Linked DNA regions of Homo sapiens: all the other regions are linked to region 1. The links are chromatin contacts, found by Hi-C or POLR2A ChIA-PET in ENCODE. All regions are on one chromosome and are shown on one strand. Each heading gives the region's core, a stretch centred on a gene start or an enhancer-like site at or near the end of the contact. The rest is flanking DNA. Distances are from core to core; before and after follow the strand shown. Region 1 holds the start of LYL1 (LYL1 basic helix-loop-helix family member). Region 2 holds the start of DDX39A (DExD-box helicase 39A). Region 3 holds the start of LINC01841 (long intergenic non-protein coding RNA 1841). Region 4 holds the start of ASF1B (anti-silencing function 1B histone chaperone).

The links. Hi-C counts contacts between places; a loop is a spot of excess contacts on that map. ChIA-PET counts read pairs that join two places held with the same protein, here RNA polymerase II (POLR2A). Pooled maps may share reads with other maps.
Region 2: a loop to region 1 is called in a pooled map, with 8 times the contacts of the local background. The contact joins the promoter of DDX39A here to the promoter of LYL1 in region 1. A Hi-C loop is called at or near these places in 5 of 50 pooled maps. POLR2A ChIA-PET finds 5 or more read pairs at or near these places in 2 of 52 experiments (HEK293 and activated CD8-positive, alpha-beta memory T cell).
Region 3: a loop to region 1 is called in a pooled map, with 2.5 times the contacts of the local background. The contact joins the promoter of LINC01841 here to the promoter of LYL1 in region 1. A Hi-C loop is called at or near these places in 1 of 37 single-sample maps with no recorded cell type and 5 of 50 pooled maps. POLR2A ChIA-PET finds 5 or more read pairs at or near these places in 2 of 52 experiments (T-cell and activated T-cell).
Region 4: a pooled map shows a loop between it and region 1 (7-fold over the local background). The contact joins the promoter of ASF1B here to the promoter of LYL1 in region 1. A Hi-C loop is called at or near these places in 1 of 37 single-sample maps with no recorded cell type and 6 of 50 pooled maps. POLR2A ChIA-PET finds 5 or more read pairs at or near these places in 1 of 52 experiments (activated CD4-positive, alpha-beta T cell).

What each region holds. Positions count from the first base shown.
Region 1 is chr19:13,101,454-13,108,797 of GRCh38, forward strand. It overlaps LYL1 (LYL1 basic helix-loop-helix family member), which reads right to left and starts at 1,405. Exons shown (of 4, transcript NM_005583.5): 1 at 1,078-1,405. It overlaps TRMT1 (tRNA methyltransferase 1), which reads right to left. Exons shown (of 17, transcript NM_001136035.4): 13 at 6,298-6,406; 14 at 6,121-6,197; 15 at 4,034-4,153; 16 at 3,814-3,943; 17 at 3,454-3,628. The coding sequence ends at 3,482. It overlaps LOC105372282 (a long non-coding RNA gene), which reads left to right and starts at 2,963. Exons shown (of 2, transcript XR_001753871.2): 1 at 2,963-3,191; 2 at 3,355-3,453. RefSeq lists cis regulatory regions at 1,158-2,078, 2,878-3,458, silencers at 1,178-1,787, 4,508-4,587 and enhancers at 2,868-2,947, 2,882-3,176, 3,088-3,147.
Region 2 is chr19:14,413,247-14,420,590 of GRCh38, forward strand. DDX39A (DExD-box helicase 39A) reads right to left here and starts at 6,095. Exons shown (of 11, transcript NM_005804.4): 1 at 6,024-6,095. RefSeq lists silencers at 3,488-3,567, 3,588-3,677, 5,825-5,924 and enhancers at 4,675-4,724, 5,095-5,154, 5,565-5,704.
Region 3 is chr19:14,359,748-14,367,091 of GRCh38, forward strand. LINC01841 (long intergenic non-protein coding RNA 1841) reads right to left here and starts at 4,243. Exons shown (of 4, transcript NR_134908.1): 1 at 4,125-4,243. RefSeq lists an enhancer at 6,870-7,164 and a silencer at 7,027-7,116.
Region 4 is chr19:14,132,789-14,140,132 of GRCh38, forward strand. It overlaps ASF1B (anti-silencing function 1B histone chaperone), which reads right to left and starts at 3,801. Exons shown (of 4, transcript NM_018154.3): 1 at 3,560-3,801. The coding sequence starts at 3,668. ADGRL1-AS1 (ADGRL1 antisense RNA 1) reads left to right here and starts at 4,364. Exons shown (of 3, transcript NR_045214.1): 1 at 4,364-4,435. RefSeq lists a silencer at 3,567-3,616 and enhancers at 3,947-4,086, 4,164-4,790, 4,287-4,446.

The sequences.
Region 1 (7,344 bases), core at 155-2,654:
GGGCGCTGTTGCCCAGCCTCTGAGCAAATATTCCTTCTTCCAGAATTCCCTCACCTCTGCAGCCTGGAGAGGGAACAAGACAGGGAGCCCCTAACTGATCCTGGGATCCCCAGAAACCCCAAGATTAACCCTGTTATCCTCAGATCTAAAGATCCAACCCAGAGACTCCTCATTAACTCATTGATGCCATGTGAGCTTGGAATCCCTCCAAGATGGACTCTGACCCTTCACGGAAGGCCCCCAGCCCCCACCCAGGCTGACCCTCTGCACCTCAAGAATGACCCTGCGGTTCTTCCCATTGCTGTCCCTGAAAGTGCTCCATAATTGCTTGAGTGACCCCCACTCCCACTGCAAACATCCCCCATAGCAACCCTGTGACCCCACTACTGACACTATGACCTCAAATGCTGACCCTAGACCCCCAAACACTGACCCCACTGCCCAGTCCAGTCCAGTCATGCCCCAACCCTCCCTCTGGCTTGGAAGCCCCCATCCTCATCAGCATCCACGCTTTTTAAAATTTGTTTATTTTTTTAGAGACAGGGTCTCCCTCTGTTGTCCAGGCTGGAGTGCAGTGGTGCAATCATAGTGCACTGCAGCCTCAAATTCCTGGGCTCGAGCCATCCTCCTGTCTCAGCCTCCTGAGTAGCTGAGAGTACAGGCATGTGCCACCATGCCCGGCTAATTTAAAAAAAAAAATTTTTTTTGTAGAGGCAGGTTCTCACTCTGTTGTCCAGGGTGGTCTGGAACTCCTGGGCTCAAGTGATCCTCCTGCCTCAGCCTCCCAAAGTGCTGGGATTACAGGCATGCACCACAATGCCCCGCGATCATCCACAGTTTTGCATACTGTTTTGACATCCCTGTTTGCTCTTGGTTCCAGAGTCCAGGATGTCCCAGCAAGGTGTGAGACTGTTGGCCCCTCTGCCCTGTCTTCCTCAGCTAGGCCCTGGGGAAGCAGGCCTGGCCCCTCACTAGTGGGTCCCTGCTGGTGAATGAATGAATGAAGGAATGAACAAAGGAATGCAGGCTGGGTCCCAGGCCCGGGATCCTCCACCTTTAGGCCCGCTCCCCTCTTACCCCAGCACTGTTCTTGCAGCCTGGTGAGTGCCCTGGCTCTGTCCCGTCAGGGCTGGCAGTCTGGGCCAGGGTGTGGTTTCCAGCGTCAGGCCAGGCTCTGCTGTCTCGCGAGGGTCCGGCCTCAATGCTCCAGGCCCCGGCGTTGGGCCGCGCCTCCTCGTGGGCCTCGGAAGGCCAGGATAGCCGAGGTCTCCGCGTAGGTCCCCCCCAGGGAAAGTGAGCGGCTCCCGGGCCGGCCCGCCTTCTCCCCGCCCCCGGCGGCCCGGTTTCCTCCCTCTCACCCCTGGCGGCGCAGCGGCCGGAGGATGCTGGCCCAGTGCAGATAAGGGCCAGGCTGCCTGGCCGCGCCTGATAAGGAGCCTGGCTGACCCCGGAGGAAACCAGCGGGCGGGGACCTAGCAGCGCGGGCCTCCCGGCCCCGCCCCCAGCCGGCGCTGGCAGGACTCGGTCCGCCACCCCTCAGGGCTTCGCCTTCCGCTCCCCCAGCCACTGTAGGGACCCCGGGCCTCTGGGGACCCGGGCCCCAGGGCAGCCGGGGAGGGAGGTGCCTGGATGCACGCAGGGGGTAAACTGAGGCAGGGAAGCTGCCTCCTCTTATGTCCGAGTCTGCCCTTTGGCTTTGCACACTCCCTGCCCGAATGTCTGTGCTGATGGGGGTGAGGGAGAGCCCTTTCCGGCCCGTTGGGGCCGCGTGACCCTGGGCCCCCACCTCCTCTCCTCACCCAGCCTGGTTCCTCTTTTTACAGAGGCCCTTCCCTCCTCTCCACCACCCCTACCCGGGAGTGGGGCACCCAAAGGGGAACAGTTCTAACAGTCTGGCCTTGGGTGTCCAGCCTGGGCAGGTGTCCCAAGCCCTCAGCACAGTATCCACACATTTCCAAGCCCAGGAGGGTGAGAGGAAGAGCCATGGCTGTCAGGGGTGGGGTGGGGAAGTTGGATTTCCTAGGGTGCTGGGGCTGGTGTGACCTTCCAGTAGATGCCCAACAGGTCCCCACAACTATAGGCCTCTTGGCTACAGGATCACATAACTCCAACTTGGTGGTCCATGGCCCTCACCCCACAGCACCCGGCCCCTTCATGGGGGGCAGTTATCCTGGCTTGGTGGTAAACCTCAAGACCCTACTGGAGCCTCCCACAGGGAGAGGCTCTGGGCACAGCCAGGCAGCAGCAGCTACCAGACTGCCACCCACTTGTGATACTCATGCTTTGGCCCGTCTGTGTATCTGGGCAACTGCAAGAGCCCCCAGGCAGGCAGGCACCCAGCAGCAGGACTACCAACCCCCCCCCCCCCCCGCCCAGGAATGGGGTGGAGCCCAGGACCCCACGATCAACACCTCCATTGCTTTCCTCCAAAGAAGCAGGAACTAAAGTTTTATGCAGTAAAGGCCGGGCTTGGTGGCTCATGCCTGTCATCCCAGCACTTTGGGAGGCTGAGGCTGGCGGATTGCTTGGGCTCATGAGTTTGAGACCAGCCTGGGAAACATGGCAAAACCCCATCTCTACAAAAAATACAAAAATTAGCTGGTTGTGGTGGTGCGTGCCTGTAGTCCCTGCTACTCTGGAGGCTGAGGTGGGAGGATGGCGTGAGCCTGGGAGGTGGAGGCTGCAGTGAGCCAATATTGCGCCACTGCACTCCAGCCTGGGCCACACACCTAGACCTTGCCTCAAAAAAAAAAAAAAAAAAAAAAAAATTAAGCGCTAACTCTGATATCGCTACAAGGAGGGTCCTAAGATTAGCCTCATTACAGATGGGGATGAAGGGAGCAGGAGCCAGAGAGGGGATCCTGCCCCAGGACTCTTCGTTAACGTTACTAAACCCCACTCTGGAGGGCAGGGAGGGGTACAGCTCCCCCTCACTGGGTGTCTGGGCAGCAGCCTGCGAGGTCCCTCTTTGTGTGCACGCCCCCCTCGCCCCGGGCCTCAGGGCAGGAAGCACCTGGTCTGGAGCGGATGCACAGGGCGCCTGGTTCCGGTCCAGCTTCCGCCACTGTGGCCCCTGGAGAGCTGGGCCAAAGAAACCAGGCGGCGAGGAGGCAGCGGCGCGAAGACACGTGGGGGCTACCGGGCAGGAGCGCCCCACTATGCGCAAGCCCGTGGCCTGGAGAGCGCTGAAGGTGGGAGGGGGAAGAGGGGCAGAACCCCCGCGGGAGCGAGCGCACAGCTGCCGCCCCGTGGCCGCTTCGGGAATCGCTGGCTCCGGCTCTGGGGTGGCTCAGTGACCCTCGCTGCAGAGGGGCCGACCACTGTGCAGATGGTCAGCTCCTACCTCCCATACAGACTCAACACTCCAGCCAGGCAGGGGCGAACGATCCCCAGAGGAACAGATCCCAGTCATGCAGCTGTATGGACCAATACACAAACCACAGGCAATCGGGAGAAGGTGACGTGACATCTCTTTATTGGTTCAGTCTATGCCTGGCCCAGCGGCAGCCCCAGGTCCAGGGGGGGTCTGGTTGGAGGTCTCTGGACAGTCAGGGGCAGCATCAGCAGAAACCCTGGGTGTCGGGGGGCTGTGGGAGTAGCAGCACTGGTCCCCGCGTTGACAGGTGCCCTGGTGGGAAGATGGTGGGTGTGAACCCCTGCCCGGAGCTCAGCAGCCCCTGATGGGATCCTTTCCTGGGATGGGAAGCCCACTCCCAAACACTTGCCTGGCCCCAGCTCCCCCAATTCTCTCCCTGTTGCCCAAAGGGGAGACTCATGTGTCCTGCAGTGGAGGAAAGGGAGGAGGGACCTCACCTCCTTAAACCTCTTGCAAGGAAATGTCTTGAGCCGGGCAGCCCGCTGGGCCACATCTTCCGGCGGCTCCTTCCGCTTGTTCTGAAGCAGCCTGCGTCTCTCCTCCATAGCTTCGTCGGCCGCCTTGCCCCTGTGCGAGGGGAGGAGTAGGTGGGACCCCATCTGCCCTTTACCCCTTCTTTCCCTGGCTGAGCCCCACCCCCACCTTACCACCACTCACCCTGGCCGGGCACGAGGCCGGGGACCCCAGTTGGCCTCCGGGTTAGCCTGGAAGCGCTTGAGTCCTCGCTGTCGGGAGCTGGGGTTGGCATCTTCCCGGATGGTGAAGTTGGCCTGCAGCCTAGGGAAGCAGGGGTGGGGCGTTGGGGCTGGGGGAAGCTGCCACACGAGTGTGTCCCCACTCCCCACAGGGCCTGTCCGCCTCCACAACACAGCACGAGGTGTCTGCTCATGTCAGGATTCTCTCATTCATCTAATAAACATTTTTGGTTTTTTTAAAGAGATGGGGTCTCGGCCAGGCACGGTGGCTCATGCCTGTAAATCCCAGCATTTTGGGAGGCTGAGGCGGGTGGATCACCTGAGGTCAGGAGTTCGAGACCAGCCTGGCCAACATGGTGAAACCCCATCTCCACTAAAAATACAAAAATTAGCCAGGCGTGGTGCCGGGTGCCTGTGATACCAGCTACTCGGGACGCTGAGGCAGGAGAATCGCTTGAACCTGGGAGGCGGAGGTTGCAGTGAGCTGAAATCGCACCACTGCACTCCAGCCTGGGCAAGAGAGTGAGCCTCTGTCTAAAAAAAAATAAAATAAAGATACAGGGTCTCACTCTGCTGCCCAGGCTGGAGTGCAGTGGTGCGATCGCCATCAAAGCTGCAGTCTGGAACTCCTGGGCTTGAGCAACCCTCCTGCCTCCGCCTCAAGCTCCTGAGTAGCTGGGACGACAGGCAGGTACCACCATGCCCAGCTAATTTTTTTAGTTTTCTGGTAGAGATGGAGTCTTAATTACTGTGTTGCCCAGGCTGGTTTCATTCCTGGGCTCAAGCGATCTTCCCGCCTTGGCCCCCAAAGCACTGGGATTATAGGAATGAGCCACCATGCCTGGCCTTAATAAACATTTTTATTTAACGACTGTGTGCCTGCATTGTTCTCAGTGCTGGGAATAGACAGTGAACAAAATGGACAAAAAGTTACCCCTGGTATGCTGGTAATGCTAATTTTCTTTTCTTTTGGGATGGAGTCTCACTCTGTCGCCCAGGCTGGAGTGCAGTGGTGCGATCTCGGCTCACTACAAACTCTGCCTCAGGTTCAAGCGATTCACCTGCCTCAGCCTCCCGAGTAGCTGGGACTACAGGCATGTGCCACCACACCTGGCTAATTTTTTTTTTTTTTTTGTATTTTTAGTAGAGACAGGGTTTCGTCATGTTGGCCAGGCTGGTCTTGAACTCCTGACCTCAGGTGATCTGCCTGTCTTGGCCTCCCAAAGTGCTGGGATTACAGGTGTGAGCCACTACGCCCAGCCCAGTCAGCAGATTTAGTTATTTTTATTTTTATTTATTTATTTATTTATTTATTTGAGACGGAGTCTTACTCTGTCACCCAGGCTGGAGTGCAGTGGCGCTATCTCGGCTCACTGCAAGCTCTGCCCCCCGGGGTTCACGCCATTCTCCTGTCTCAGCCTCCCGAGTAGCTGGGACTACAGGCACCTGCCACCACGCCCGGCTAATTTTTTTTTTTTTTTTTTTGTATTTTTAGTAGAGACAGGGTTTCACTGTGTTAGCCAGGATGGTCTCAATCTCCTGATCTCGTGATCCGCCTGCCTCGGCCTCCCAAAGTGCTGGGACTACAGGCATGAGCCACCGCACCCAGCTATTTTTTTATTCTTTTTGAGATGGAGTCTCGCTCTGTCGCCCAGGCTGGAGTGCAATGGCGCGATCTAGACTCACCGCAACCTCTGCCTCCCAGGTTCAAGCGATTCTCCTGTCTCAGCCTCCTGAGTAGCTGGGATTACAGGCACCCACCACCACACCATGCCCAGCTAATTTTTGTATTTTTAGTAGAGATGGGGTTCCACCATGTTGGCCAGGCTGGTCTTGAACTCCTGACCTCAGGTGATCCACCTGCCTCAGCCTCCCAAAGTGCTGGGATTACAGGCGTGAGCCACCTACCCAGCCCCAGTCAGCAGATTTTGAATCTCACTTGAAGAATGGGCACGAGTCTGTGTGGGGCAGCATCTGTGTTGTCTGCACACACATGTGCTTCCATGTCTGTGGGCAGCCCTGGCCGCTCCTGCATGTGCTTGCCCCTACCTGGGCTCCACACTGAGAATGCGGAACGCTGGGCTAGTCTCTGATAGTCGCTCCCGTTTCACCGGACATTCCTTCTCCTGGGGGCAGAGGTCAGAGGTTAGGGAATACTAGGCCCAAGGGACCTCCAGGTGACCACCACCTGCCCTCCCACCTGCATGAGGTCAGCCCTGCCCTCACCCAGCAACGCATGATGTCCCAGAGGGCAGAGGCAGGGGCATCCGTCTTCACAGCGTTCTTACAGGCGTGGGAGAGTGAGACCCGGAAGTCAGCGTGGAGGAGGGCCGACCTGGGGAACAGCAGGGATTATGAGGGAGATGCCGGACTCCTTGACCCCAAAGCCCAAGCTGACCAGCGTAGGTAAGACTACCTTCGGCAAGGGCTCATGGCTACAGAGTTCATTTCTTTTCTTTTCTTTTTTTTTTTTTTTTTTTTTTTGAGATGGAGTCTCGCTCTGTCGCTCAGGCTGGAGTGCAATGGCGCAATCTTGGCTCACCACAGCCTCCGCCTCCTGGGTTTAAGCGATTCTCCTGCCTCAGCCTCCCGAATAGCTGGGACTATAGGCATGTGCCACCACGCCCAGCTAATTTTTGTATTTTTAGTAGAGACAGGGTTTCACCATGTTGGCCAGGATGGTCTCGATCTCTTAACCTTGTGATCCGCCCGCCTCAGCCTCCCAAAGTGCTGGGATTACAGGAGTGAGCCACCGTGCCTGGCCTTCTTATTTATTATTTTTTTGAGGTGGAGTCTCACTCTGTCGCTCAGGCTGGTGTGCAATGATGCAATCTTGGCTCACTGCAGCCTCTGCCTCTCAGGTTCAACCAATTCTCCTGTCTCAGCCTCCTGAGTAGCTGAGATTACAGGGATGTGCCATGACGCCTGGCTAATATTTTGGTATTTTTAGTAGAGATGGGGTTTCGCCACGTTGACCGGGCTGGTCTCGAACTCCTGGCCTCAAGTGATTCGCCCGCCTCAGCCTCCCAAAGTGCTGGGATTACAGGCATGAGCCACCACACCTGGCCTTTTTCTTTTTCTAATTATTATTATTATATTTTAAATGGAGTCTCGCTCTGTTGCCCAGGTTGATGTGCAGTGGCGCAATCTTGGCTCACCACCGCCTCCTCCTCCTCCCAGGTTCCAGTGATTCTCGTGCCTCAGCCTCCCAAGTAGCTGGGACTACAGGCATGTGCCACCACACCCAGCTAATTTTTGTATTTTTAGTAGAGA
Region 2 (7,344 bases), core at 4,845-7,344, 1.3 Mb after region 1:
TCCCGCGAGTGGGCACAGAAGGATGATGAAGCTTCATTCAAATGGCATTCTCTGCCGCCTCCTTCCATGAGTGAGCCCATCAGCTCTACCTGGGCTGCACCTCGCAGCTTCGCCCTGTCTCCACCTCCCCACCCCCAAGCTACCCCATCTCTCCCCCATGCCCCTCTGGCCACACCCACAGACAGAACACCCTCCACCTCCAAGGGCTTCCCATGGCTCACAGAGTTAAAATCCCAACTCTCACCACAGGCCAGGCAATCCCCTTGGTTTGACCCCTGCTCACCTCATCCCACACCACCCCCAGCCTTGTTCAGCTGCTCAGACCCCTGGAGCCCCTGCCCCAAGCCTTTGAACCTGGCTGTCACCGCCAGGAATGCTCTGCCCCCAGGTCTCTGCACAAATGCCTCCTTCTCCACACGCAAGCCTCAGCTCCAGTGAACCTCCTCAGACTACTCAGCCCAGAGAAGCCCCCTCCCTATCACTCCCCAAGGAACCCACTGGGCTTTCATGGGGCAGGAGCCCAAAGATCCCAGGGGTGGGGCTGCCAGGATGCTGGTGGGAACTGAGTTTGCGAGAGAGCAAGCAGTATCTGTCCAGCCCCAGCTTCTCCCACTCTCTGTGGTCTGCACAGGGGAATAATTAAGTGCTCTCATGAAAGGCCTCCTATTGGGCCTGGGCCAATAAAAATAAAGCTGAGAAGATGGAAAATGGAATTAATACAAAGTCTGCCTACCTCTTTGCTTTATTAATCTAATGCATACCAAGTGCCTGCTGGGTGCAAGGGACCCAAACATGAGGACAATTGTCTTTCGTCCTCCTCCCCTACCCCAGACTCCAGTGGGGGGTGGAGCAGAGGGTGACAGCTGCTACAATTCTTCCTGAGGCTGGATGCTGAGGATCCTAGGCCACTTTTGGCCTCGCTGTCACTCATTCCCGGCTCAGAAACAGCAATTCCATTGTCTCAATGGCTGTTTTCTCTCTCTCAACCTCCCTGTCCATGAGGCAGTGAATCCCACCAAGGCCCTCTGGCCAGTTCTCACCTATGCTACCATGCTGGCCCCAAGCTGCTATCACCTGTTTTATTATTATTATTATTATTATTATTATTATTATTATTATTATTATTGAGATGAAGTCTTGCTGTCACCCAGGCTGCAGTGCAGTGGCGCAACCTCGGCTCACTGCAACCTCCACCTCCAGGGTTCAAGATTCTCCTGCCTCAGCCTCCTGAGTATCTGGGATTACAGGTGCTTGCCACCATGCCCAGCTAATTTTTGTAGTTTTCGTAGAGACAGGGTTTCACCATGTTGGTCAGGCTGGTCTCAAACTCCTGACCTCATGATCTACCCACCTCAGCCTCCTAAAGTGCTGGGATTACAGGTGTGAGCCACCGCGCCTGGCCTTATTATTATTTTTAACTAGAACAGCTTTACAGGCTGCGCGCGGTGGCTCACGCCTGTAATCCCAGCACTTTTGAGAGACCAAGGCGGGTGGGTCACCTGAAGTCAGGAGTTCGAGACCAGCCTGACCAACATGGTGAAACCCCAACTCTACTAAAAATACAAAAATTTAGCCAGGCATGGTGGCAGGCGCCTATAATCCCAGCTACTCGGGAAGCTGAGGCAGAAAAATTGCTTAAACCTGGGAGGCGGAGGTTGTGATGGGCTGAAATCACGCTTCACTCCAGCCTAAAAAAAAAAAAAAAAAAAAAGAAAAGCTTCACAGAGATATTTACATGCTATACAACTCACCACTTAAGGCAGATAATTCAGTGGTTTTTAGTGTAGTCACAGACATGTGCAACCACTACCACATGTGCAATTTTAGAATACTTCATCACCTTGAAATAAAAGCTCCTGTACCCTTTACGTATCCATACCCTAAACACCCCACCCCAGCCCCGGGCAACCACTAATCTGCTTTCTGTTTCTATGGATTTGCCTGTTGTTGTGGACATTTCACATAAATGAAATCTTATAATTTGTGACATTTTGTGTCTGGCTTCTTTCACTCAGCACAGTGTGCTCTACCACATCATCAGTACTCCCTTCCTTTTTTTTCCCCCCTCTTTGAGACAAGGTCTTGCTCTGTTGCCCAGGCTGGAGTGCAGTGGCCCAATCAAAGCTCACTTCAACCTCTGCCTCCCGGGCTCAATCAAGCGATCTTCCCACCTCAGCCTCCCTAGTAGCAGGAGCTACATGCGCCCGCCACCACTAATTTTTGTATTTGTAACAGAGATGGGGTTTCACCATGTTGCCCAAGCTGATCTCCAACTTGTGGGCTCAGGCGATCCGCCCACCTCAGCCTTCCAAAGTGCTGGGATTACAGGTGTGAGCCACCACACCTGGCCTCATTTCTTTCCATGGTCACCTAATGTTCCATCTCACCAACATACTACATTTTGCTTAACCACTGTCAGCTGGACATGTAGGTGCCATCATCTCTTGCCTGAATTAAGCCAATATCCTCCTCCCTGGTTTCCCTGTTGCCATCCCCCAGCCCCTCCCCAGAGCAGCCAGAAAGACCCTATCAAACTAAGTCACGGCCAGGCGCGGTGGCTCACACCTGTAATCCCAGCACTTTGGGAGGCCTAGGCGGGCGGACCACCTGAGGTCAGGAGTCCAGGACCAGCCTGACCAACATGGTGAAACCCCATCTCTACTAAAAATACCAAAAATGTGCCGGGTGTGGTGGCGGGTACCTGTAATCCCAGCTACTTGGAGGCAGGAGAATCACTTGAACCTAGGAGGCAGAGGTTGCAGAGAGCCGAGATCACACCATGGCCCTCCAGCCTGGGCGACAGAGCAAGACCAAGACTCTGTCTCAAAAAAAAAAACAAACCTAAGAGTACATCACTATTCTGCTCAAAACTTTTAATGGGTTCCTACTGTGCTTAGAAAAAAACTCGAGTCCTCACAAAGCCAGCCTACCGGGCCCCTCCTAACCCGACTCCTCTATACTCATACCTCATCTCCCCCATTGCCCCTCACTCGCCAGCCTTGCTGCCGTGTCTCAAACACACCTCAGCACCTTTGCACTTGCTGTTCCTGCTGCCTGGAAGGGTCACAAATCCCCCACTTCTTTTGGGCCTCCTTTGCTCCAGAAAGGCATTTCCTCACAGCCCCAACTAAAACAGCACCGCTTCCAGTCAGCCCTGCCCTGTGAGAACAGCTAATAAGCACTCCATAGCAATGGCTGAATAAATGGAACTAGAATAAAGGCGTTCAGGCAGAGTTGAACATGTCTCTTTATCTGACCCTTCAAACAGGCAATCTGAAGGGGTCACTTCCCAGGCAGCAGGGAAAACAGGAGCCAAGAAAGGTCAGTCCGAAAAGCACCAGAGCCTTTTGGGGTATGCAGAGTAGGACTAGCTGGCTGGCGTCAGGGCAGAAGACAAAGCTGGAAGAGCTGGTCAGCCACACAGGGCATGTGTTTGTTTGTTTGTTTTTTTGTTTTTTGAGACAGGGTCTCGCTCTGTCACCCAGGCTGGAGTGCAGTGGTGCAATCATAGCTCACTGGAGCCTCGACCTCCCAGGCCCAGTGAGTCCACCACCTCAGCTTCCTGTGTAGCTGGGACTACAGGTGCATGCCACCACGCCTGGCTAATTTTTGTTTTAGTAGAGACAGTGTTTCACCACGTTTCCCAGGCTGGTCGTGAACTCCTGGACTCAAGCAAACCTCCTGCCTCTGCCTCCCAAAGTGCTGGGATTACAGGAATGAGCCACCCACCACGCCCAGCCTGGGCCTGTGTACTTGTTAAGCAATAGGGAACTGCTAATTAGATTGGAGCTGAGCCACTCAATCAGGATCTGCCCAAGAGTACTGTAACTTACTCCTCCGATGAAGGGGTAGGTTAAGACCAGTAGCAGGGAAAACCAGTCACCAAATAAAAGAGAAGTAACCAGGGTAGGGGCGTGAGGTAAGGAAAGAAAGGGTGGGACATGCCAAAAGACAGGAACATCCCCTGACCAATCCATGGGTAGAGAAAAGCCACAGTCTATTCTGGGCTCCAAATCTAGGTGGCCAAGAGATGGTGTATTTTAAGGAAATAAAGCAAAGTTGTTTTGTTGGTGGGGAAATAAATTTGGGGCAGGCCCGGCATGGTGCCTCACTTCTGTAATCCCAGCACTTTGAGAAGCCAGCGTGGGAGGATGGCTTGAGCCCAGGAGTTCGAGACCAACCTGGACAATAAGTCGAGACCGCGTCTATACAAAAACAATTTTTAAAAAAGTAGCCGGGTGGGTGGGGGGAGGGGGGAGGGACAGCATTAGGAGATATACCTAATGCAAATGACGAGTTAACGGGTCCAGCACACCAACATGGCACATGTATACATATGTAACAAACCTGCACGTTGTGCACATGTACCCTAAAACTTAAAAAAACTTAAAAAACACATAGCCCAAGGGGCACCTTCTATGTAGCAAAGGCTAAAAAATAAATAAGTAGAAATTAAAAAAAGAAAAAAATTAGCCCGGTGTGGTGGCATGGGCCTGTAGTCCCAGCTACTTGGGAGGCTGTGCCGGGAGGATCGCTTGAGCCAGGAGGTCGAGGCTGCCAGTGATGGCGCCATGGCATTCCAGCCTGGGTGACAGAGGGAGACCCTTTCTCAAGAAAAATAAATTTAAAAAAAGAAATTGGGGCCCAGCGTGGTGGCTCATGCCTGTAATCCCAGCACTTTGGGAGGCGAAGCGGGCGGATCACTTGAAGTCGGGAATTAGAGACAAGCCTGGGCAACATGGTGAAACCCCGTCTCTACTACAAATACAAAAATTAGCCGGATGTGCTTGCTTGAACCCGGAAGACGGAGGCTGCAGTGAGCCGAGATAGTGTCACTGCACTCCAGCCTGGGCGACAGAGCAAGGCTCTGTCTCAAAAAAAAAAAAAAAAAAAAAAAAAGAGAGAGAGAGATAAATAAATTGGGGTGAACCGAATCTGCTAAGATAAAATTTTCGAGAAACCGGGCTGGACAGGATCTAAAGCTCAAAACTGATTAGATCAGGAAAGGATCCGGCGGGGTTTTCCCCGCCCAAAGTGGGTGGCCATGACCGCTAAGGCGCCAGGAGCGCATGAACTTGAAAGGTGACAGCGGGGAACTCACAACCCAGACACGCCACGTGTACCCAGTTACCCTCAAGTGTCCCCAGGCAGGCTTTCCACCCCGGAGTTTATTCCCACCTGGGGACTCCTATTTCCAAAAGAAAATCTTTTTTTCATTCTGTTTTTTTTGAGGCAGAATCTCGCTCTGTCACCCAGGCTGGAGTGCAGTGTCGCGATCTCGGCTCACTGTAACCTCCACCTCCCGGGTTCAAGCGATTCTCGTGCCTCAGCCTCCCGAGTAGCTGGGACCACAGGCGCTCGCCACCACGCTCGGCTGATTTTTTTTTGTATTTTGAGTAGAGACGAGGTTTCACCATGTTGGCCAGGCTGGTCTCGAACTCCTGACCTCAAGTGATCCGCCCTCCTTGGTCTCTCCCAAAGTACTGAGATTACAAGAGCCACCGCGCCCGGCCTTCCAAAATAAAGTCTTATTTGCTCTAAATCTCAGAATCCCGAATCCCGTAAAAAGTAGACCAAGAAGAAGGTAGACTGGGAAAGGGATCAAGTCCCTCGGACCCAAAGAAACCCCTGACAACTGAAAGCTCCAACTTCTCCCACCCAGGCCCCAGACCCCGGCGTCACCCCCTCGTCCCTCTCCAAATGGCCCCAGGCCGCCGCGGGGTCTATTCGGACGAACTGACAGACTCCAAGTGGGGCTCGGAGCGCCGTAGGCCATGACAGCCCCTCCGAGAAGCGGGCCCCGAGCCCCGAGCACCGCGCGCCAACGGCTGGCCCACCCCTAGCGCATGCGCCCCGGTGCCCAACGGCCAACACACAGCGCTCTGACACACCAACCGCCCCGCCCCCACCGTCTCGCGACCCTTTCTCCCCCTCCCCTTAGATCCCAACGTCTCCCCTCGTCCTCTCGCTCTCAGTTCAGACGTCCCCACACCGCGGCCCCGCGCCCGGGATCCGCTGCTCACCTGGCTCCCCGTTCTTCTCCGCGCGCTGCTAAGAGACACTTCCAACTTCGGTTTTCCGCCGGGCGCTCAGACACGAGTTGCTGCGCTTCCTGCCTCTTGCGTCGGGCTGCTGCTCTGCTGACTGGGCCGCTGCCTTTTCATTCAAGAGAGGCCGAAGCGGTGATTGGGTCCTGTGGAAGGGACCGGGAGATTATTGGCGGAGACGGGAAGAAAGAGGGCGTGCCTTACGCCTCGCGTTTATTGGTCAATCTAAAAGTAGGCGCGCCCCAGTGAGCCGACAGACTGGCTCCGACAGCGCGCGGTCTCGTGATCTGGGTGTGGTGCTCGGTGGGAGCCGCCATGTTTAGTACTGATAACTGAAGACCGGATGATTGCGTTTTGGCGTGTGCCCCACCTTTTCGAAGAGTGGCGTCTGCGCTGGGCGCTGAAACCAGAACTGTCCCAGTTGCTATCAATCTGCGGCCTGGGGGTCCTCCACAGTGTAGGCTCTGAAAAGAATAGGGAGCTTGGAATGACTCAAATGGACAGAACATTTTGCAGTATTTGGATTTCTATCGCTCCACGATAGTTTTGTCTCCTTGATTTTCACGTTAGTAGAAGCATGCAATAGGTTGTCTTTTGTGTCTGACTTTTGCTCAACAAAGCTGTTTTTTTGAGACGGAGTCTGGCTCTGTCACCTAGGCTGGAGTGCAGTGGCGCGATCTCTGCTCACCACAACCTCCGCCTCTCGGGTTCAAGCGATTCTCCTGCCTCAGCCTCCTGAGTAGCTGGGACTGCTGGCGCCCGCCACCACACCTGGCTAATTTTCATATTTTTAGTAGAGAGGGGTTTCGCCATGTTGGCCAGGCTGGTCTCGAACTCCTGGCCTCATGTGATCTGCCCATCTCCGCCTCCCAAAGTGCTGGGATTACATGAGCCACCCTGCCTGGCCGCAGCAAAGTGTTTTTGAGAGTTGTCCATGTTGTGGGGATATCAACAGCTCGTTATTTTTTACTGCTGAGTGGTATTTCATTGTGTGGCTATACTATAATGTAGCCAATATAGTTTCACTCACCTGTTCTTGGCCAATTGATTGTTTCCGGTCTTTGGCCACTGTTAATAGAGCTTGTACTGTAAGAGTATTTTGGGGAAGATAAATTTTCATTTCTTTTAAATACTTAGGAGTGGCATGGTGGCATGGTCACTAAGCTTTATTAGATCCTGGCAGATTTATTTTCCTATCATCCTTCCTCCCTCTTTCCCTCCACTTTCTTCTTTCTTTCTTCAGGGTGTCACTCTTGTTACCTATCATGCCCAGCTAATTTTTAAAAATTTGGTAAAG
Region 3 (7,344 bases), core at 2,993-5,492, 1.3 Mb after region 1:
AATACTTGCACAGCTAGGTGAGTTTACTAAAAGTCATCTAACTGTAGGTTTGTAATGGGCGAATTATAGGCTATATAAGTTATTCCTCAATAAGGCTATAAAAATGTTGCCCTAGGCCAGGCGTGGTGGCTCATGCCTGTAATCCCAGCACTTTGGGAGGCCGAGGTGGGCGGATCACAAGGTCAGGAGATCAAGACCATCCTGGCTAACACGGCGAAACCCCGTCTCTACTAAAAATACAAAAAATTAGCTGGGCGTGGTGGCGGTCGTCTGTAGTCCCAGGTACTTGGGAGGCTGAGGCAGGAGAATGACAGGAACCCTGGAGGCAGAGCTTGCAGTGAGCTGAGATCACGCCACTGCACTCCAGCCTGGGTGACAGAGCAAGACCCCATCTCAAAAAAAAAAAAAAATGTTGCCCTAAAAATTCGGCTATGGGCTTGTCACCATCCGATCTATTGACTCAACAAGTCCCTACAGTCCCCAACCCTTTTCTGAGCTCTGGAGGCACAGCAGGAAATAAAATAGACAAATATCCTGGGGCTGACATTCTCAGGGGGAGACAGAGAGGGAGCAAGATCAAGAACTAAAATCTAGCAGGGTGGGCCGGGCGCGGTGCTCACACCTGTAATCCCAGCACTTTGGGAGGCTGAGGCAGGCAGATCACTTGAGCTCAGTTCATAACCAGCCTGGCCAACATGGGGAAACCCCATCTCTACTAAAAAAAAAACAAAAATTAGCTGAGCGTGGTGGCGCATGCCTGTAATCCCAGCTACTCGGGAGGCTGAGGCAGGAGAATTGCTTGAACCCGGGAGGCAGAGGTTGCAGTGAGCCAAGATTGTGCCACTGCACTTGTCTGGGTGATAGAGTGAGACTCCATCTCAAAATAAAAAAAAAAAAAAAAAGAAAGAAAAAAAGTCCAGCAGGGTGGTCAGGCACGGTGACTCAGGCCTATAATCTCAGCACTTTGGGAAGCTGAGGCAGGAAGATCGCTTGAGACCAGGAGTTTGTGACCAGTCTGGGCAACATAGCAAGACCCCTATCTCTACAAAAAATAAAATAAACAAAATTAGTCAAGTGTGGTGGTGCACACTTGTAGTCCCAGCTACTCAGGAGGCTGAGGCAGAAGGATCACTTGAACCCAGGAGGTTGAGGCTGCAGTGAGCTGAGATTGCACCACTGCACTCCAGCCTGGGTAACAGAGTGAAACCCTGTCTCAAAATGTTCAGCACTGTCCTGGTCTGTAGATAGAAACCAAAACAAACAAATAAATTTATGTATTCATTTAATTAAATAAACCAAATTAGCCTGGCATGGTAGTGCAGACCTGTAGTCCCAGCTACTCAGGAGGGTGAGGCAGGAGGATTGCTTGAGCCCAGGAGCTGGAGGCTGCAGTGAGCTATGATCGCACCACTGCACCCCAGCCTGAGCGACAGAGCAAGACCCTGTTTCAAAATAAAAAGAAAAAAGAGAAATAAAGAACTAATATATACATCTCTTTAAAAGCAAACGAACAAAAGACTTGGGCCAAGCATGGTGGCTCACACCTGTAATCCCAGGACTTTGGGAGGCCAAGGCGTGCAGATCATCTGAGGTCAGGAGTTTGAGACCAGCCTGGCCAACGTGGTGAAACCTTGTCTCCACTAAAAATACAAAAATTACAACCGGGCGCGGTGGCTCACGCCTGTAATCCCAGCACTTTGGGAGGCCGAGGCAGGCGGATCACGAGGTCAGGAGATCGAGACCATCCTGGCTAACACGATGAAACCCTGTCTCTACTAAAAATACAAAAAATGAGCTGGGCGTGGTGGCGGGTGCCTGTAGTCCCAGCTACTAGGGAGGCTGAGGCAGGAGAGTGGCGTGAACCTGGGAGGCGAAGCTTGCAGTGAGCCGAGATCGCACCACTGCACTCTGGCCTGGGCAACAGAGCAAGACTCTGTCTCAAAAAAAAAAAAAAATACAAAAATTACCTGAGTGTGGTGGTGCGTGCCTGTAATCCCAGCTACTCAGGAGGCTGAGGCAGGAGAATCACTTGAACCCGAGAGGCGGAGGCTGCAGCCAGCTGAGATTGTGCCACTGCACTCCAGCCTGGGTGACAGAATGAGACTCTGTCTCAAAAAAAAAAAAAAAAAGACCTGAAGGGGGCGAGAGAAAGCCATGTGGGGATCTGGAGGAGGAGGTGGTGCTGCAAGTGAGAGTGAGCTGCCGTGCAAAGCCCCTAAGGTAGGAGCATGCCCAAAACGGCGAGGAAGCTGGCCTGGCTGAAGGGAATGAGCAAAGGGGAGAGAAGGAGGAGGTGAGGGCAGATAAGTGCTGAGCAGATCCTGCAGGGCCCTGTGGGCCACAAGAAGGAATTTGGCTTTTGCACTGAGTGAGGTGGGAGCCCTGGAGGGTCCTTGAGCAGAGGAGGGACGTGCCCTGACAGAAAAGCATGGAGCGGGCGAGCAAGGGCAGGAGCCAGGAGACCAGGGCAGAGGAGTCTGCACTGGGCCAAGGGGGAGTTGATGGGGCCGGACCAGGTAGGGGCTGTGGAGGAGGTGAAAAGTGAGTAGATGCTGGATAGATTTTGAAAATAGAGCTCTCGGGATTTGCTGATACAATAGAGAGAGAGAGAAAGGGACAGGGGCAGAGATAGAGGCCAGGCATGGTGGCTCATGCCTGTAATCCCAGTACTTTGTGGGGCAGAGGCAGGAGGGTCACTGAAGCCTAGGAGTTCAAGACCAGCCTGGGCAACAAAGTGAGACCGGGGAAGGAGAAGGAAGGAAGGAAGGAAGGGAGGGAGGGAGGGAGGGAGGGAGGGAGGGAGGGAGGGAGGGGAGGAAGGAGAAAGAAAGGGAGGAGAGATAGAGATAGAGGAAAGAAAGAAAGAAGGAAGGAGAAGAAAGAGGGAAGGAAGGAAGGAAGGAAGGAAGAAATGGAGGGAGGGAGGGAAGGAAGGAAGGAGAAAGAAAGGGAGGAGAGACAGAGATAGATGAAAGAAAGAAGGAAGGAGAAGAAAGAAAGAGAGGGAAGGAAGGAAGGAAGGAAGGAAGGAGAGACAGAGAACGAAGAAAGAGAAGAAAGAAGGAAACAGAAAGAGAGAACAAAATAAAACAGAGACAGAGACATGGAGGACTCCAAGTATTTTGCCCCAAGAATCTGGGCCAAAAGAAAGGAAACAAGGTGGCCGGGCGCGGTGGCTCCCGCCTGTAATCCCAGCACTTTGGGAGGCCGAGGCGGGCGGATCACGAGGTCAGGAGATTGAGACCATCCTGGCTAACACGGTGAAACCCCGTCTCTACTAAAAATACAAAAAATTAGCCGGGCGTGGTGGGGGGCGCCTGTAGCCCCAGCTACTCGGGAGGCTGAGGCAGGAGAATGGCGTGAACCTGGGAGGCAGAGCTTGCAGTGAGCCGAGATCGCGCCACTGCACTCCAGCCTGGGTGACAGAGCAAGACTCCGTCTCAAAAAAAAAAGAAAAAAGAAAAAAAAGGAAGGAACAAGGCTCAGAGAGGTCCAAGGAGTTGCCCTGGCGGTCCGGGGCCACAGTGGCCTTCATCCCCAGCTGAGATGTGTCCCCAGTCTAAGGCCACTCAGAGCCAGGCACCTTCTCCGGCTGCCTCCCAATCCCCGCCCCCCGCTTCCGTCCCAGCACCCTCACCCCGCCCCCGGGCCCCTTTGTCCTCCTCTTCGTCTTATTTCCAGAATTTCTCCTCCCTAGGGAATCCAGTCCATGTGCTTTTGATTCCTTTGTCCTGAACTCATGCGGCATGAGCACCCCTGAAGCCTTATGTGGAAAAATTTGGAGGCTGGGGGTGGGGAGGGGGTCACATTCCTCCCGGGGGTACAGAGCTACGTCGGCATCTCCAGGGCCCCCCAGCAGCAAGCAGGCATCCTCCCAGGCCAGGCCAGACCGGACGCTGCCCAACACAGGCTTTCTTTGGGGCTTGGCCGGCGCCCGACTACAGCCCCGGCTCCAGCTGCCCTGCCTGTCCCCCGCCCCCACGCCTCCCGTCCCAACCTCCCACACGTTTCCTCCTAGAAGCCCAGACCCGTGGGACTTGGCCTCCCCCGCGCCTTCCCTCTCTACTCAGCTCTGCAGCTCCTGTAGGCCTCCTCCCCGGGTGATCACAGAAGGACCAGCTCACCTTAGCGGGACAGGCAGGGCATGGGCGTGGCCAGAGCCTCGGGCAGGCATCCCAGGCTCCCTGGTGTCTCTCTCATCCGCTGGCCTCTGTGCCCTCTTCTCTTCCCCACCCCCGCTCGTGGCCCCTCCTGCCTCTCCATCGCAAAGTCCCCAGAGGAGTCTCCTTAATCACTTGCTTTTGACTGAATCCTGACCACCTGGACCCTGATCTAGCTACTGAGGAGATAAAGTAACCAACACTTAAAAGCTAACCTTCAGGCATTCTGGGAGGCTGAGACTGACGGATCACTTGAGGTCAGGAGTTCAAGACCAGCCTGGCCAACAAGATGAAACCTCGTCTCTACTAAAAATACAAAAAAATTAGCTGGCGTAGTGGCGGATGCCTGTAATCCCAGCTACTGCGGAGGCTGAGGCAGGAGAATCGCTTGAACTTGGGAGGTGGAGATTGCAGTGAGCTGAGATCGTGCCACTGCACTCCAGCCTGGGCAACAAAGCAAGACTCCGTCTCAAAAAATAAAAATTAGCTGGGTGTGGGGCCGGGCTTGGTGGCTCAAGCCTGTAATCCCAGCACTTTGGGAGGCCGAGGCAGGCGGATCACCTGAGGTCAGAAGTTCAAGACCAGCCTGGCCAACATGGTGAAACCCCGTCTCTACTAAAAATACAAAAAAAAATTAGCCAGGCGTGGTGGCGCATGCCTGTAATTCCAGCTACTCGGGAGGCTGAGGCAGGAGAATCAGTTGAACCTGGGAGGCAGACGTTGCAGTGAGCCGAGATCATGCCACTGCACTCCAGCCTGGGTGACAGAGCGACACCCTGTCTTAAAAGAAAAAAAATAGCTGGCTGTGGTGGCATGTGACTGTAGTCCCAGCCACAAGGGAGGCTGAGGTGGGAGGATTGCTTGAGCCCGGGAGTTCAAGGCTGCAGTAAGCTATGACTGCACTGCTGCACTCCACCCTGGCTGAGACCTTGACTCAGCAACAATGAAAAAGTGACAGGGCCAGGACTTGACCCCTGACCATTTTGTTCTACAGCCTTTCATGGGAAAGACAGATGAGTTTTCGACCTTCCAGAGCCTTTGATCCAGAGGAGAGAGGCAGGAAATAGCAAATGGATAAGAATATGCCATTCGGTGACTAGGGCAATGGAGATTGCAAAAGATGGTGGCTGGGAAATGGGGCTTGTGTCGGGGGTCCCTGAGACCACCCTCAGGGTCAATAATTTGCTGAGATTGATAGATCCCAGAAAAGTGGTGTTACTCCCAGTTATGGTTTATTACAGTGAAAGTTACAGATGAAAATCAGCAAAGAGGCCAGGCTTGGTGGCTCATGCCTGTAACCCCAGCACTTTGGGAGGCCCAGACAGGCAGATCATTTGAGGTCATGAGTTCAAGACCAGCCTGACCAACATGGTGAAACCCCATCTCTACTAAAAATACAAAAATTAGCCAGGTGTGGCAGGGGGCTCCTGTAATCCCAGCTACTTGGGAGGCTGAGACAGGAGGATCACCTGGACCTGGGAGGCAGAGGTTGTAGCGAGCCGAGATCCTGCCATTGCACTCCAGTCTAAGCAACAAGAGCAAAACTCCATCTCGAAAAAAAAAAAAAAACTAGGAATACTAGAGGAGAGGAGGTGAGGCAGACAGGCTCCAAGACTCCTCCATGATTCCCACCTCCTGATGTCTGCACTCTGTGTGATCCCTCGAGTGTGAGCTGGACCCAATAACTTGCTTCTAACAATAGACTAGGACAATGTATGCCAGGAGCAGTGGCTCACGCCCATAATCTCAGCACTTTGGGAGGCTGAGACAGAGGGATCACTTGAGCCCAGGAGTTCAAGACCAGTCTGGGCAACATAGCAAGACCCCATCTCTATAAAAATTCAAGCATTAGCTGGGTGTGGTGGTGCACACCTGTAGTCCCAGCTACTCGGGAGGCTGAGGTGGGAGGATTGCTTGTGCTCAGGAGGTCAATGCTGCAGTGAGCTATGATTGTGCCACTGCACTCCAGCCTGGGTGACAGAGTGAGACCTTGTCTCTCTCATATATGTGTATATATATATACATATATTTTTTTTTTGAGATGGAGTCTCATTCTGTTGCCCAGGCTGGAGTGCAGTGCAGTGGTATGATCTCTACTCACTCCAACCTCCGCCTCCTGGGTTCAAGCGATTCTCGTGCGTCAGCCTTCCAAGTAGCTGGAATTACAGGTGTGCAGTATCACGACCTGCTAATTTTTTGTACTTTTAGCAGAGATGGGGTTTCACCATGTTGGCCAGGCTGGTCTCGAACTCCTGGTCTCAAGCAATCCACCTGCATCGGCTTCCCAAAGTGTTGGGATTACAGGTGTGAGCCACCGCGCCTGACCTATGTGTATATATATACATATCTATAGATAGATAGATAGATAGATAGATAGATAGATAGATAGATAGATTTAATGTTACCATTTTATTCATCATGGTTTTGCATTAATCTTGACTTTTACAAAATATCACAATAAAATAATATTTATGAGTTCAGGACAAAGTTCTTGAGTTCTTTGACACCCCCTGAAATTTTGTTCCCAAGTCAAGCATCCACCTTGCCTCTCATTCCAGCCCTACAGCTTAATGATATGAGACCATCGTCATGCACAAGACAGGACTGGATGAGTGACATCTACAGATTCTGCTGCCACACTGGACTCAAGGCAGGTTCAGTTCTGCTGCAGTAACAAGCCAGGGAAAAAAATGAGCCAGGCATGGTGGCACACACCTGTAGTCCCAGCTACTTTAAGCCCCAAATCTCAGGAGCTTAAAACATCAGAGGTTTCACTTTTCACTCAGCCAGCATCTGGCATGTTGCCCGTTGCCAAGGCAGAAGAAAAAGAACATATAGCATGCTCTGCAGCAGCTCTTAAAGCCTCTGCCCAGAAGTGACACAAGTCAAACCTGCTCACATGCCATTGGTCAGAGCAAGTCACGTGGCCACACAAGTGGGTGGAGCAATGCCTTCCTACCTTGTACCTGGAGGGAGAAAGAGCTGGAATATTGGTGAATCGCTCAGTGATCATAGCAGTGTCCCTGGGTGAGGTCCAGAGGGCAGCTGTATGTCTGGAGGTAGACAGGGAGGTCCAGGTGGAGACATGTAAGAGGCTTTGGGATATAATTGGTATTGACTTCTTGGAGGGCCTGATCACCCCCTACTATGGAGGACACATGGGGGTCACCTGCCAGGACCCACA
Region 4 (7,344 bases), core at 2,551-5,050, 1.0 Mb after region 1:
GCCTGGGTGACATAGTGAGATTCCATTTCTAATAATAATCATCATCATCATCATAATCATACGACGGGCACGGTGGCTCACGCCTGTAATCCCAGGCCGAGGCGGGCGGATCACAAGGTCAGGAAATCGAGACCATCCTGGGTAACACAGTGAAACCCCGTCTCTACTAAAAATCCAAAAAGTTAGCTGGGCATGGTTTCGGGCGCCTGTAGTCCCAGCTACTTGGGAGATTGAGGCAGGAGAATGGCGTGAACCCGGGAGGCGGAGCTTGCAATGAGCCATGATCACGCCACTGCACTCCAGCCTGGGTGACACAGCGAGACTCCATCTCAAAAATAAATAAATAAATAAATAAATAAATAAATAATAATAATAGCACTTCCCTTCACTGCATTTTGAGTGTCCTGATTAGGCAATAAATTCTGTGGTCATTCCTATCTATGCTCCACCCCTGAAACAGGGAATCCTTCCTTTCTTTCCCTGGATTGGAGCAAAGATAAAGAATTTAGATTCAAAACTTCAGTGCCAATACTTCTACAAACTGGCTGTGTGACTCTGGTGAAGTCACTCCATTTCTATTAAAAAATGATCAGCAGAGGCTGGACGCAGTGGCTCACGCCTGTAATCCCAGCACTTTGGGAGGCTGAGGCGGGCGGATCACCTGAGGTCAGGAGTTCAAGACCAGCCTGGCCAAGATGGTGAAACCCCGTCTCTACTAAAAATACAAAAATTAGCCAGGCGTCATAGCAGGCACCTGTAATCCCAGCTGCTCGGGAGGCTGAGGCAGGAGAATCGCTTGAATCTGGGAGGTGGAGGTTGCAGTGAGCCAAGATCGCGCCATTGCACTCCAGCCTGGGGGACAAGAGCAAGACTTCATCTCCAAAAAAACAAAAAAAGGACCAGCAGGTTGAATTTAGCCCTTCCGGCTCTAATTCTATAAATAAGTTAGTAAAGTCACAGGGCAGGGGCTTCCTAGGAGTAGAAGTACCAGATAATGACCGCACAACCATTTTTTTTTTTTTTTTTTTTTTTTGAGACGGAGTCTCGCTCTGTCGCCCAGGCTGGAGTGCAGTGGCGCGATCTCGGCTCACTGCAAGCTCCGCCTCCCGGGTTCACGCCATTCTCCTGCCTCAGCCTCCCGCGTAGCTGGGACTACAGGCGCCCGCCACCACGCCCGGCTAATTTTTTGTGTTTTTTAGTAGAGACGGGGTTTCACCGTGTTAGCCAGGATGGTCTCGATCTCCTGACCTCGTGATCCGCCCGCCTCGGCCTCCCAAAGTGCTGGGATTACAGGCGTGAGCCACCGCGCTCGGCCACAACCATTTTTAAATGCAAGGAACACAAACAGGCTGATTGAAACCTGATCTCCTGCCGTCGGGGAGCTGGGAATCCCTCAACCTATTACTTCCTTCCATCTCCTCCTGGCTTTTAAATTAAATCTTATTCCACAGCGTCATTCTACACTTTATTTATTTATTTACCCGCTGCCTTGTTCCAGAAAGGATTTAACTCGGCATATTCTATAGTTAGCCACAAGTAGACTCCTTAATTTAAAAAGGAGCGAGAGAGACCGGGGAGAGACAGACCCACTGGCCTACCCAAAGCACATCCACATCTCACTCTATCAGCTCCAAGCTAGTCCAGGCGACCAGCTTTGAGGGCAAAACACCTACCTGCCCCCGAGAGGCACTAGTTAGCATATCCTGGCTTCACAGGCCCCCAGATCACCACCTCCTCGGCTGCTGCCTTTTCTCTTTCAACCACCAAGTAGAAAAATGGCCTAATGGAGTACTTCTTCCTGAAAGCAGGACTTGCCTGTTAGTGGTGCCAAGGCTCCCTAGGTGACCTTAGATTTTGGATTTGTACAGGCCTTGACTTGAAAGGTCTTTTGCGTTTTGTGGCTCCTGTCTTCTCATCTGTGAGATGAGAGCCATGCCCACCTTTAAGTCACACAGATTAATAAGTACATCTACGGAAGCACCTTGGAAAAGATGTACAGGAGGCTGTGACCTCCAAGCTCCAGCCGACTGTTTGAAGCTGGAGCCCGTCACAGCTCAGCCCAATCCACCCACCCCCCAGACTAGGTCAGACCATCAAAAGCAACGGGAGCTTGGCACTGATTATCCAGCTATATTAAAAAAAAAAAAGAAGAAGACGGGGCACGGTGGCTCACGCCTGTAATCCCAGCACTTTGGGAGGCCAAGGCGGGTGGATCACTTGAGGTCAGGAGTTCGAGACCAACCTGGCTAACATGGTGAAACGCTGCCTCCACTAAAAATACTAAAATTAGCTGGGCGTGGTGACAGGCGCCTGTAGTCCCAGCTACTCGGGAGGCTGAGGCAGAAGAATCGCTTGAACTCGGGAGGTGGAGGTTGCAGTGAGCCGAGATCGTGCCATTGCACTCCAGCCTGGGCAACAGAGTGAGACTGTCTCAAAAAAAAAAAAAAAAAAAAGAAGAGGAAGAAGAAGAAAGAAAAAGTGACAGAAAAATTGCTGCAGTAACTCAGCTGGAAACGGGTGGGCAAACCTGGAGAACTAGCTAATGCCTGCCTGGCTATGCCACCCCTCGGATCTCAGTGTGTTTATCCAAGCCCACAGAGAAAGGTGGGGAAGGGGAGCTGGGGAGACAAAGTTCCCCTCAAAGACGGTAGCATCCTTTCCCAGGGAGAGCTCAAGCATAGGGGGGTTGGGCCCCAACGAAGGAGAGAAACCAGGTTCCAGGGTATGTGCATTGGGGCAGAAAAGCGGCAGCAACTGGTGGGCGTGGGGTTATTGAAATATTGGCAGGTTGGGGAGGGGACTGGTGGGACACAAATGGGAAGATGGGGTTGAGAGAGGTCCTGAAAAGGGGTTGAGGGGTTTTCACAGGAAAAAAAGGTTACTGGAGGGGAGGGTCTTCACGGCAAGGAGAGAGGAGCTTGGGTGAGAGGTCTCCATAGGGAAAATAGGAGATGGCTGGGATTTCCCCCGGGGAAAATGGGAAGGGGCTGGATATTGGGGGTCTCCAGAGGGAAAATGGGAGGTGTGAGTATCTCACTACAGGAAAGAGGGAATAAGTGGGCAAAAATGGGTGGGTGGTTGAAGCGGGGGTCTTGCCACAGGGAAACCACGGTGGCTGAAGATCTCCGTGGGTTAAGAAATGGAGGCCGAGAAGGTCTCCCCATGAAAACGGGTACCTAGGAAGAGCTCCAGAGAAAAAAGATGGATGAGGTTCCCCACGCGGGAAATGGGGCTTGGAGGGGGTTAATCTCTATGGGGAGGTCGGGGCGGGCAGTGGGGGAAGAGGCCACTGGGAGGTCCGAGTTAGCTGGCGGGGGGTCTCCACCCGGGAGGTCAAGGCGGGCAGTGGGGGAGGAGGTCACGGGGAGGTCCGTGTTGGCTGGTGGCGGGGGGTCTCCACCGGGAGATCCGGTTGACTGGCGGGCTGGGGGAGATCGGGGTTGGCGGAAGGGGGACGAGGGGTTTCATGGGGGAGATCAAGTTGGCCATGGGAGCGGTTCTCTGAGGGGAGGCCGGGGTCGGCCCGGGGGTGGGGGTCCCCGCACAGGCCCAGCCTCACCGTCCGCCAGGGCTTCACTGCACTCGAAGCTGATCTCGAACCGGAAGGGGCTGTGGAAAGGGCTCGGGTTCTCCAGGACCGCCACGTTCAGCACCGACACCTTGGCCATCGCCTCGCCTCGCCGCGCCGCAGCAGGGGCAGGGGCTGTGGCTGTGGCGGAGGCCGCGCCTGGGTCCGGTGGGGTCAGTGGGGTAGGGCTGACCAGGTCCACTCCCGCCTCTTCTCTCCGAGAACTGAAGTGCGCACCTAGTCCGCGCGCCGCCTTCAAATAGCCGGCCTCCGCCCTCTGGCCAATCACCGCCAACGCTCCCTGGCGGCGCGCGCACCCCCTCAGCCAGTCCTGGAGCGCCGATCGGCGCGCGCCCAGACTCCTCGGACCAATCAGCGGAGCTCCCTCTCCGCAGCGTGTGAGGAGGGCGAAACTATCTCCAAGCTTCTTAGCGTGTCCGCTGGAAACCAATCCCCAGCGTCTCCGACTTGGATGTCAACGGCGGGAATGGACGGAGTCACAGCGCCGGCCTCCTTCTGGCCAATCCTGAGGGTTCCCGCACCGGCGTGGCCCGCCCCTCGCCTCGCTTTTCCGGGAGATGCATCCCGCAGCGCGCAGCGCCGCCACCCGCCGAGCGGTGGCGCGCGGCGCTCGCTAAAGAAGGCGGGAAGGGCGGTGCTCGCACCCGAAGTGATTGGCAGGAGGGAGTGGGGCGGAGATAAAGAGGGTTTTCTGAGAGTTTATTGGCTGGATTGGTAATGGTGGCGGGAGCAGAAGGAGGCTCAGCTGGGGATTCGCTGGAGAGAAGCGGAAGTCGAGCGCCACCGCGGTGTTGGCGAGTGTGAAGAGAGAGGAGGAGCGTTTGCGGCCTCAGCGTCTGTCAACAGGTGAGCGTTTCCTGGAGCTTTTCTGAGTGGCTCCTGACCCTTGAGGTCCAGCGGCGCGGGAGTCCGTTGTGAACGTTGCGAACGTTCGGAGTGGCGGTCACGAGGCGCGCTCAGACCTCGGGAATCCGGCCGGGTTCGGATCCCGCTTTCGCCCCCGAGGGGTTCGGATCCCGCTCTCGCCCCCGAGGGGTTCGGATCCCGCTCTCGCCCCCGAGGGGTTCGGATCCCGCTCTCGCCCCCGAGGGGTTTGGATCCCTCTCTCGCCCCCTTGAGGGCTCTTGGGAGGTTTCAAGCGGACGGTACTGAAAATGGGAGTTCCAGTTCGGGGGCAGACCAGTGTTCAGAGTCCGGGCTCTGCTACTCAGCGCCCGAGGCAGCGCCTCCCCATTCAACGGGGGCCGTGGCAATTCCCTGACATGATTCATGACCACATAATACATCCGGAAACTTCTCTCCACCGCCTCCCGTCTGGGCCGTCGCCCCCGGCCTGGGAGACTCCAGGTCTCAGAGTCTCTGCCCCCACGGGCGATCAGTGCTGCCCAGTGGAAAAATAATGCCAGCCGCGCACCAAAATTAGGTGTAAAATTAACATTTTTTGGAAGCCACTTTTTTTTTTTTGAGATGGAATCTCGCGCTGTCACTCAGGCTGGAGTGCAATGGCGCGATCTCGGCTCACTGCAACCTCTACCTCCCGGGTTCAAGCGATTCTCCTGCCTCAGCCTCCTGAGTAGCTGGGATTACAGGTGCCCACCACCACAACCAGCTAATTTTTTTTCTGTATTTTCAGTAGAGACGGGGTTTCACCATGTTGGCCAGGCTGGTCTCGAACTCCTGACCTCAAGTGATCCGCCCGCCTCGGCCTTCCAGAGTGCTGGGATTACAGGCGTGAGCCACTGTGCCCGGCCATATCTTTTTTTATTATTATTTGTAATTTTAGAGGCTGGTCATGGAGGATTTCTTGAGGCCAGGAGTTCAAGATCAGCCTGGGCAACATAACAAGACCTCATATCTACAAAAAATAAAAGAATAAGCCAGGTGTGGTAGTGCATACCTGTAGTGTCTGCTACTCCTGAAGCTGAGGCAGGAGGATCTCTTGAGCCCAGAATGCTCCAGCCACTGCACTCCAGCCTGAGTGTCAGAGTGAGACCCTGTCTCTAAAAATTAAAATTAAATTTTAAAAAAGAAAGTTCAGTTTAGCTGTCTTGATAGCCGCAGTTGAGTGCTCCTGAGCCCGTGTGACAAGTGGCTCCTGTATTACTGGACAGCGAAGGTCAGAAACACATTTGACCAGGTCACTTCTCCGGATGAGAGCATTGTCTTTGAAACTCTATGCTTTGTCTCCTGTTAACCACCCAGCTCCAACTTCAAACCAGGCTAAGTAACCCTCTTTTTGTTAAAATTCTGACAAGCCACTCCCAGTGCAAAGCCTCTGCCCAGAACCTCTTCTCCTAGGCTCTTGGCATGGCTTATGCCTTCTTGTCATTCAAGTCTCTGTTCAAATGTCCTCTCCCCAGAGAGGCCTTTCTAAGGGTGCTCTGGACAGTGTTCAAACTCACAGGCCGTACGCCTGAACAGCACTGAGCCAAGGCACTAGTATTTCTTACCCAGTCACCTCTGTGGGCTCACTAGGACTCACTCACTGTGCTAGTATGTTTTCCTTTTCCTTTTCTTTTTAAACAATCCAGTTCCTGTGGGATTTTTTTTTTTTAATAGAGGTCTGTTGCCCAGGCTGGAGTGCAAGTGGCATAATCGTGGCTCACTATAACCTGGAACTCTTGGGCTCAAGTGATCCTCCCACCTCAGCCTCCCGAGTGGCTGGGATCACCAGTGCGTGCCACCATGCCTAATTTGTTTTATTTTATTTTATTTTTTTTTTGAGAGGGAGTCTTGCTCTGTCACTCAGGCTGGAATGCAGTGGCGCAATCTCAGCTCACTGCAACCTCCTGCTTCCAGCTTCAAGCGATTCTCCCACCTCAGCCTCCCGAGTAGCTGGGACTACAGGCACACGCTACCTTACCCAGCTAATTTTTGTATTTTTAGTAAAGATGGGGTTTCACTATGTTGGCCAGGCTGGTCTCAAACTCCTGACCTCAGGTGATCCACTCACCTCGGCCGCCCAAAGTGCTGAGATTACAGGCATGAGCCACCGTGCCCTGCCTCTTATACTTTTTAAATTTTTTGTAGAGACAGGGTCTCGCTGTTGCCCAGGCTGGTCTTGAAACTCCTGGCCTCAAGCAGTCCACCTATCTTGTCCTTAAGTGCTGGGATTACAGCGCCTAGCCCATTTTTGGTATCTACATCTCACATTAAGTTAAGAAAAATTCTTTTTAGCTGTTAAAAAATCGAAAGCTTTGTTTTTATTCTTTTGAAATTATTTGGCTTCAAGGAAACTCACATTTATGATTCGCTTGATTTCTTGGCAATCATTGCATACTTAGGGATATTTGTGATTTGAGAAAATCTAATTTCCAAATGTAATTCGATTGCTTATGAATACTAAATTTAATGATTAATGCAGTTGTCATGATGTCACATTTCTAGATGCTTAATTAAACATTTATTCATTCCAACTTTGTAGTTTTCTCTTTGCATTGTGGAACTTTTTTCCCTTTATCCCTGTCCCTGACCTTTTCGTAGCCCCTGAGAAGCTCATGATCCACCAGCATTATTTCCGTGGCGCTAATGAAGAATGTGGCCCTGTCTATGATGCATTCTCCTTACAGCTGGCTGAATGATCTTCACTTGTAAACCAGATCATGTCATTACTCTGCTTAAAACCTTCAGAGGCTTATCCTACTTAGAATGAAACCTAAGATCTTTCCTATGGCTTAGGCGGCCCTGCGTGGTGGCCTCAGCTGACCTCTCAGGCCTCATCTACCATTCTTCCTCTTGTCACCGCTCTCAAGCCC